Regions from separate parts of the Homo sapiens genome. Here region 1 is linked to region 2. A link is a contact called in ENCODE Hi-C or POLR2A ChIA-PET data. All regions are on one chromosome and are shown on one strand. The core of a region is the stretch at or near the end of the contact, and the rest is flanking DNA. Distances in the headings are between cores, read along the strand shown. Region 1 holds the start of WBP11 (WW domain binding protein 11). Region 2 holds the start of YBX3 (Y-box binding protein 3).

The links. A loop is a pair of places that touch in the nucleus more often than their neighbours do. ChIA-PET counts read pairs that join two places held with the same protein, here RNA polymerase II (POLR2A). Pooled maps may share reads with other maps.
Region 1: a loop to region 2 is called in a pooled map, with 6 times the contacts of the local background. The contact joins the promoter of WBP11 here to the promoter of YBX3 in region 2. A Hi-C loop is called at or near these places in 2 of 50 pooled maps. POLR2A ChIA-PET finds 5 or more read pairs at or near these places in 2 of 52 experiments (A673 and activated CD8-positive, alpha-beta memory T cell).

Annotation. Positions count from the first base shown.
Region 1 is chr12:14,801,269-14,804,802 of GRCh38, forward strand. WBP11 (WW domain binding protein 11) reads right to left here and starts at 2,210. Exons shown (of 12, transcript NM_016312.3): 1 at 2,084-2,210; 2 at 52-160. The coding sequence starts at 115. C12orf60 (chromosome 12 open reading frame 60) reads left to right here and starts at 2,402. Exons shown (of 2, transcript NM_175874.4): 1 at 2,402-2,483. It overlaps SMCO3 (single-pass membrane protein with coiled-coil domains 3), which reads right to left. Exons shown (of 2, transcript NM_001013698.2): 2 at 3,382-3,534. RefSeq lists an enhancer at 2,506-2,745.
Region 2 is chr12:10,721,490-10,725,519 of GRCh38, forward strand. It overlaps YBX3 (Y-box binding protein 3), which reads right to left and starts at 1,834. Exons shown (of 10, transcript NM_003651.5): 1 at 1,361-1,834. The coding sequence starts at 1,622. LOC124902876 reads left to right here and starts at 1,563. Exons shown (of 2, transcript XM_047429946.1): 1 at 1,563-2,171; 2 at 3,548-3,829. The coding sequence starts at 1,621. The coding sequence ends at 3,617. RefSeq lists silencers at 1,080-1,479, 1,610-1,709, 1,730-1,949.

The DNA of each region.
Region 1 (3,534 bases), core at 960-3,459, 4.1 Mb after region 2:
GCAATTTTTAACACTCTCCTACTTCATCATTCCACACTAATGGACACTTACGGGCTTGGTCTGTGGGGTTCATAAATTTTCCACTCTTGGTGGATGATGTAGATCTCCGTCCCATGTTGACAATTTGTATGGTTTACTTGTTCATTAAAAAAAGAAAAACCTGTGAAGGTGAAGACAAAGAAATAGCTTATATCTCCTAAATGTATTTCTTCCTTTTTCTAGTCCCTACCAATCTCTGAAAAAAAATTCCTTTAATTAGAAATTCTGTGAGACTGTTCTTTCCTTAGTTTTGACTTTAATGTCCAAGAAAGATGGCATCACCTTTCTTGACCATGAAAATTTAGATCTCTATCATTCTTCAGAAATGTGATGAGTGTGAAGACCACTTTGAATATCCTCAAGTCATCAGTTTAGCTTTTTTCTTATGGATCACAGCACTGACTTTGTCAACTGATAAAAACAACTAGAAAATGCTTTAACGATATGGCACAAACCATGAACATCAGAATTCATTAGTCCTTCTTCTATAACCTCCCTTTATTAACATGTAATTGTAAAAGAAGAATAAGAAGGGAATGGGGGTAATGGATCTAGGCTCAAAACACATACCTCACCTTTGCCTCTCTCCATGGTTTTTCTTGGCATGTATGCTGTACATTCTCAATACTTCTAAGACACTAAAAACTCATTAATTTAAGCATATTTAATTCAGATTCAGTTCTAGTTCAGATATAATGCTTGACTCTCAAGAGTTCAAAACACAACTAAAAATGCAAATATTTGAAATTAGTGCTATACTGAGAGCTCCCCAAAACTTAAATATTAAGACACATATTTTTCTTACTAAGACCTGACTCCCAATATATATTTCTTAAGGTAATTAAAGGGAATACTTATTTTTGTTTGAGGAAAAAATATTTTGTAAGCTAAAACTTTTATTAACACAGTACCCTATTACATGACTTCTTCCTCTTATTCCAAAATAATGGGGCTTAATTTTTTGAAGCGCAGTCTTTCCAGTAATAAAGGCGGACAAATTTGCTTCCTTTTGCAAGTAGACACTTTTTAAAGGTAAGAAAGGGAAGATTTTGTCAGCCCAGTTTATTACAGTTAATGTCTCTTTCACCAAGTGTCCAACTGCCCCGAAAGCCAGATGTTTCAGAAAGCCAGATGTTTCACAGCTGTTCTGGTGGCAATTACTTCAAGACAGCGGTATCAAAGGCTCTGATTTTTAGCTTCCTCATCTAAAAAATGGGGACATCAATTACTTTATAACAAAGCTCTGATGATACAATGAGATTACAAATAAAATATCCTGTGATGTTTGACTCACTACTTAACTAAAATCTTTATAATGGATCCATATTCCTGGCCTAGCTACCATACACCCTGTCAAGTGGTTTCCTTCTAAGAAAAACTGGGGATGGGGGGGTTAGGGGGGTGGGAGAGCAGCAGGGAGTAGGAGGTAGGGAAGGAGGAAAACAAGCAAAATCAGTACATATACAAGCTCTCCCATCTTTGATTGCCTGCGTTTTTTGTGCTTTCCTTTCTCAAGTTTCCTCAGGCTCATGTTCTGAATCTCCTCCCCCACAAATGAAACACAACGGATACGAATTACAGAGAATTTTACGGAAGACACTGGAGCTTAAGTCTGCAGATTAGTTTTTTGTCTACAAGCGGAGGCGACTGGAAAATCAAGCCAAATAAGCGTTGGATAACTCTAAACAGCCAAAGAAGCTTCAATGGGATAGGGTCCAGGTTCACCAAAGGAGGCAACACCAGCAACTGACGAAACCATAGCGACGGCTGACCGACCATGACTCGAGGTACAAGACGTCAAACCTAAGGCTACTAATCAACGTGCGTAAGAAGCGGCCCCAACCGACCCGGGCGATGCCAACCGCGCAACCACTGGTCGCCGCGCCACCCCAGGCCCAGGAATAGCCCAGTCCGCAACAGGGAGACCTCAACCAGGGAGAGGAGGAGCGGGGCAAAGGGGCTGGGTGTCCCCCAAGCCGCTGCGCGGGACGTGGAAGGGACGAAAGAGGTGAGGAAGAGTAGTAAATCAATTCAATACACTCACACTTCTGCTGTGCTCCCAGGACTACGAGAAGCGGGTAGGGGGCGACTCCCGGCCTCTTTCACTTCGTAAAGGCCTTCAACTGGGTCTCTCGGTCAACCCCTCAGCTACCGCCATCTTGAAACCTCGCGCCCCTCCGCACTCCTCACGTCATTTCCCATTCCTCTGTCCCGCCTTCTCTTAGCGCCGCTTGACCCTGGAACCATAGAGAATACCCAAGAATTCCAGGACCAGAGTCTCTTCCGGTTCCATACAATACTCAATTGGTTGGTTGTCGGCTAAGAGCCCGCCTCATTGCGCTCATCTAGTACAATAGGAATTAGAAGAAGATAGCTGCTAACTGAGTGGCTGACGGTCCTGTCTCTCGAGTTGGAGGCATCTTGACTTAGTTGCTGGGAGCCTGGTACGTTGAGCCGTCCGAGAACGGTACATTCTGCAGATAAAGAAGCGTTCTGCGTTTTCTGTCTTTTGGAATTACCTTAGTTTTTGCATTTTTCTGTTTCTTATGACCCAAGCAGGTGCGATCCTTTAGGGGTGTCTCCGTGTGTAAACGAATACCCAGATAACATTTGCCACTGAGTTTAATCCGCTTTGTAAGCATCAGGTTATCCCATGTGAGCGCCTAGTACGTGTGGAAATTTAATAGACAGGCAGAACAGAACGTTTGTAGACCACCTGAACAAATAAATTAGCACCCGTATTAGAGTCGCAGATTGCTTATATGGGCGGTGATTTATTATTTGTTAGTAGTGTTTTGAAGAAGAAATACGGGGATACATATGCAGTCGGTTTTAAGTTATATGAGTGGCAAGGTTGATATATATTGGCTATATTCCCGACTGGTCTTTTCACCAGCCAAAAGTCCTCTATGATGTCACTCTACGTACGGGATTCTTCACTTAACTCTAGCCTTCGCCCTTTCCCTACCTTCTATCCCCTCTTTCCGTGAGTCAGCCCCCACTTATTTCCCTTAAAGGTAAGTTTAAACATTTAAAAAACTATCTTAGAGGATACGCTTGGTTATTTCTAATCTTAACCTGACTATCCCATGTAGGAAGGCTATTCTTACCACCAGTTATAAATATTTCAAAATATTGATGGAGATACATACTAATTTTTAGCAGAATCTTTAAACTGCCCTTGAAGGTATAAGATCGGTCCTATACCTAAACTTACCTTTGTGTTAGGAAATTCTTGATTTGATTTTAGACTGAATTTGAGTGTCAGAAAGCAATGACGAGATATTGTAGGTTAAAGCTGATAAACCAGGTAGTACATAAAAAAGAAAATAATCTTGAACTGCGAAGGTGAGCTAAGTTGTAATGTTTTGCAACTAGTTTTTTTTCTTTCCTAACACATTAGTGATCATAGTTTTGCAACTCGTTTTGAAAAACAATGCAAGAAGAGAAAGAGAAAACAGTGTATGTTGGAAATATTAAAGTCTTTCATGTAGC
Region 2 (4,030 bases), core at 584-3,083:
AAATATTTGCTAGAAACAACATCACAATGTACTACTGACTAGATTTAAGCAACTTTTAGTCCAGCAAAATCAGGCCTATTTTGTTTCTTAACCTACACAGGTTACAATTAGCATGTTGTTTGGTAGGGACTTAGTAAAAGCCCTAGAAAAAAAAAACAAGAAAATAGTCCTCTCAAGGTGGGGAATATTGAATACACTTCTCTCACATTGCTCCCTCAACTTTCTTCCCAAAGGGGAAGTAGGGCTCAGAGAGATGAGACAAACATGCCCCACCCCAAATAGTGAAGAGGTCTCCGAAGCATCCTACACCATCTGTTAACGTTCCTGTTTATAAGAGCGAACGATATGGACACACACCCTTTAGGGAGGTTATTCACCACCCACCTGCTTTGCAAGCGTTTAAGAACTCACACAGGGGCGTTACTTACGAAAAGAACGCTTGTTATGTGACTAAACCAACAACCATCACAGAAACCCTTTCCATCCACTGCCCCCCCAAATCTCAACATTTCATCTTCCTGTTTCCCTTCCTACGTTACAAGTGCCAAGGTAACAATGTTTTGAACTAACGTCATACCCCCACTTCCGACAAAGTTTTTTCAGCTGCTACACCACGTGCGTTCCCACAGTCCGGGAAGAGGGAAGCGTGTAGCCATTGGTGGACACTGAATGGCTGTTTGCAGCCGTGGGCACAGAGAGGGGGAGGAAGACGTGGGACTAAGACCCAAGTTTCCCGGAGACGATTGCAACATCTCTTTGCTGGCATGTGGCCAACAGGAGCATGGCGTCTTTCCCATGCCCATGTGGGAAGGGCGTCAGGGACAGACACCTGACCCTTCCTGGCAAGAAGCTTTTCTATCTTTCCCTCCCCGTCTCCTTCTAGCGCCCTCCTCTTCCCCAAAGGAAATGCTCTCCTTTCCCAGATCCCAAGCAAGGACCCCAAAGCGCCAGGCCCACGTGTCGGTCCTTCCCCTACATCCATCCCTACCCAAGGTCCCCTCTCCCAGACTGCCTCTCCTTTCTTCTCCAAACGCAGGCATTTTCCACCACGCGAATCCGCAACAGTGCCCGTCTGGGAGACAGAAGTTAAGACCTAAACTTTCTGGCCCGGAACCAGAAGGGAGATGCACACGGCCGCCAGGAGCGCAGGGCGCAGCGCGCTCACCTGGGAGCGCCGGCAAGGGAGGCGGCCAGCGCTGGGGACCCGGAGACCCCTGGGGACCCGGAGATCCCTGGGGACCCTGTGCTGTCAGCGTCTCCAGCCCGGGTGGGAGATGTAGCGCGAGCTGCCCACACGTGCTCCGCGGCCGGCTGGGCCCGCCCCACTACGGCAGCCCCTGCCCTCCCTGGCCTGACTCACCGAGAACTTTTTTCTCCGCGTCTTCGCTGCCGGCGGCGGTGGCTAAAGAGGCGGCGGCCGCGGTGCCCGTGGCTGCGGGGGCCGCGTCCCCACCGGGGTTTCCTGCGACGTGGGCGGCGGGCGCCGGGGCCGCGGCCTGGGGCGCACCGCTGCCCACCGGGCTCTTGGGCGCGGGGTCCTGGGGAGCCGCGGCGGCCGCCTCCGTCGGAGCCTGCGGGAGGGTGGTGGTGGTGGTGGTGGTGGCCTCGCCCGCCTCACTCATGCCTCCTCCTCCTCTGCTCTCGCTCAGGCGCCTCGGTGGCGGTTGGTCGGCGGTTAGCGCGGCTGGTGGTCGCGGCGGCCGGGGCTCGCTCTCGGGGAGGCCGGGGCGGATCTCGCGGCGCAGGCGGCGGCGGCCGAGGTGGGGTCGCGCGGCGGAGGCGGCTCGAGCTTCGTGCTGCGCGCTCTCTCTTGGGCTCCTCGCTCGATCTTACTGCCCCAAAAATGGCCCCGCACAAGTTTTTCTAGGCGGCGCACCGGCCCGGGAGGGAAGGGCGGGCGAGGGGAGAGGGTGGGGAAACTTGGCTCGGGAGTCGGGCCCTGGACTCTCATTAGCATTTAAAGGCGCCCGGTGCGCTTTCTATGGCTCCAATCCGCCGGGACGCGAGCGCGCGGGTCGCGTTGCAGAACCAAGGAAAGCCAGGGTGAACGGGGCGCCCGGGTTGTCTTCTGGAGCGTTCCGAGGAGCCCGCGCTGCTGACCCTTTGTTGGAGCGGGGTGCATTGGCTCTCCTCCCTCAACCCGTCTTGACACCCGCAGCTGACAAGGAGAGGTAAAATAGGGCACCCAAACTACTCTGCGCTTTACCCTCTCAAACACTTGTTTTTAAATCCTTTGCATCTAGTCAGTCATTCAACATGTATCAAGCACCAGCAGCTATTCGTAGCACAGCTGTTAAGACCTGGAATAATAAAACCTTAAGACTATTTGGCAACTTACTCCTGAAAGGTAATATACGGATAATTTCATCTGTAACACGCAGATGAGGAAATTGACCTCACAGATTTAATGTAAATTCAGAGTTTACACCAATTTAACCGCAACAAATAAGGAGCTGTCAATATATATTTAATAAGGAACACACACAAAAAAAGCTGAATAAATCCACTTCCTACCTTCTGCTCCAGTTGCCTCTGCCAGCTGGTGAAAGCTTAAGGAACTGAGCCCTCTTAGCCTCGAGGATGAGAGGTATAGAGAAACAGATCACCCAATAAACATTATTCCCAAGTTGAAGAGCCCACATGCCCTTTGAGAATGGGCTGGATGGTAGTAAACACAGGGCCAGAGGGTCTGGGATCTGTACCCAAAGACTGTCTGGAATACAGGACTATTTGGCCCCTAGGGTTCAGACAGACTAGGTATAAATTCTGGCTTTGTTTTTTATTAACCAGGTTAACTTGGGACAGAGATTCAATGTCCCAGAGTCGGTTTCCTGCTTTATGAGAGGTTCTCAAAGGTGACATGAAAAGTAGATGAGATTATCATGTGTCACTCCAGTGTCCGGTCCACCTAAAGCTCCTTTGTTTTGTTTGTTTTTTAAGTTATTGCCTGTTCCCTCAAACAATTTACCAAATTTTTTTCCAGGAATATGTCTGTAATGTCGATGTCTACCTTAACATCAGTAGGGTAACTATCAAGTGTAATTCATCTTTGTATCTCCACTGGTTAGTACAGTACGTAGCACAGAGTTTGGACATAGTGAATGTTTACAAAATGAAAACAGACCAAATTCTTCCAAACTCAATTACTTATCTGCACATTTGCTATCAATTATTATGAAACTTTCCTGAATTCTTACTTTCTTATTTCATCCACAAAAAACACAAAGAAAATAAGTTATTTGAAAAAATAGCAAATTATGTAATTTTGAGCTTTTCTATGTAATTCATCAATATTTAAAAAATTACAAACTCTTAAATGTTAGATTCATATTTTAGTTTGACTTCAGTATGGAGCATACAGTGATGTTATATAAATGTAGATGCTTTTAAAATGCTGGTCTAATTCTAAGAATGATTAAATTATTTCTTCATGTGAAAGATTATGGTCTTAATTACAATTAAATTATAAACATGATTTATTCTGGTGAGGACTGACCATTGACTTTCTTATTCAGCAAAATGATTATCATTGCTATTTACCTTTCAGAATTACATTACAAGAAAAAAAAGTAAGGAGATTGAACTCTTCAAACCGATCCAACAGTAAAGCCTTTTAAAAAAATTCATCCTTGGAAGTAATTCATAACTAACAGGTGTGATCTCCAACCTCTGGAAGACCCTAAAATAATTACAGATGCACCCTGGGATTTCCTAGAATTTGTGCTGGACTGGCTTCCAAAACTACTCATCATTGTCATCCAAACAAAGCAGTGAGCAGCTGGAAGTTGTTGGTATTGTACTAAATAAATCTAAAGAAAATTAGAACAAATATGATCTATGTTTTAATAATCATAAGTAGGAAGCAACTTGGATACAGATACACATAAATTTATCCATTCCTTCATTCACTAATTCATACACTCATATTTGCTAAGCAAATGCTATGTCCCGGACAAAGTACACCATTGTGAGTATCCAATGTTGACCAAAATGGAGCCGGTTGTAAGGTCTTTTGATATGATGTTAAAAT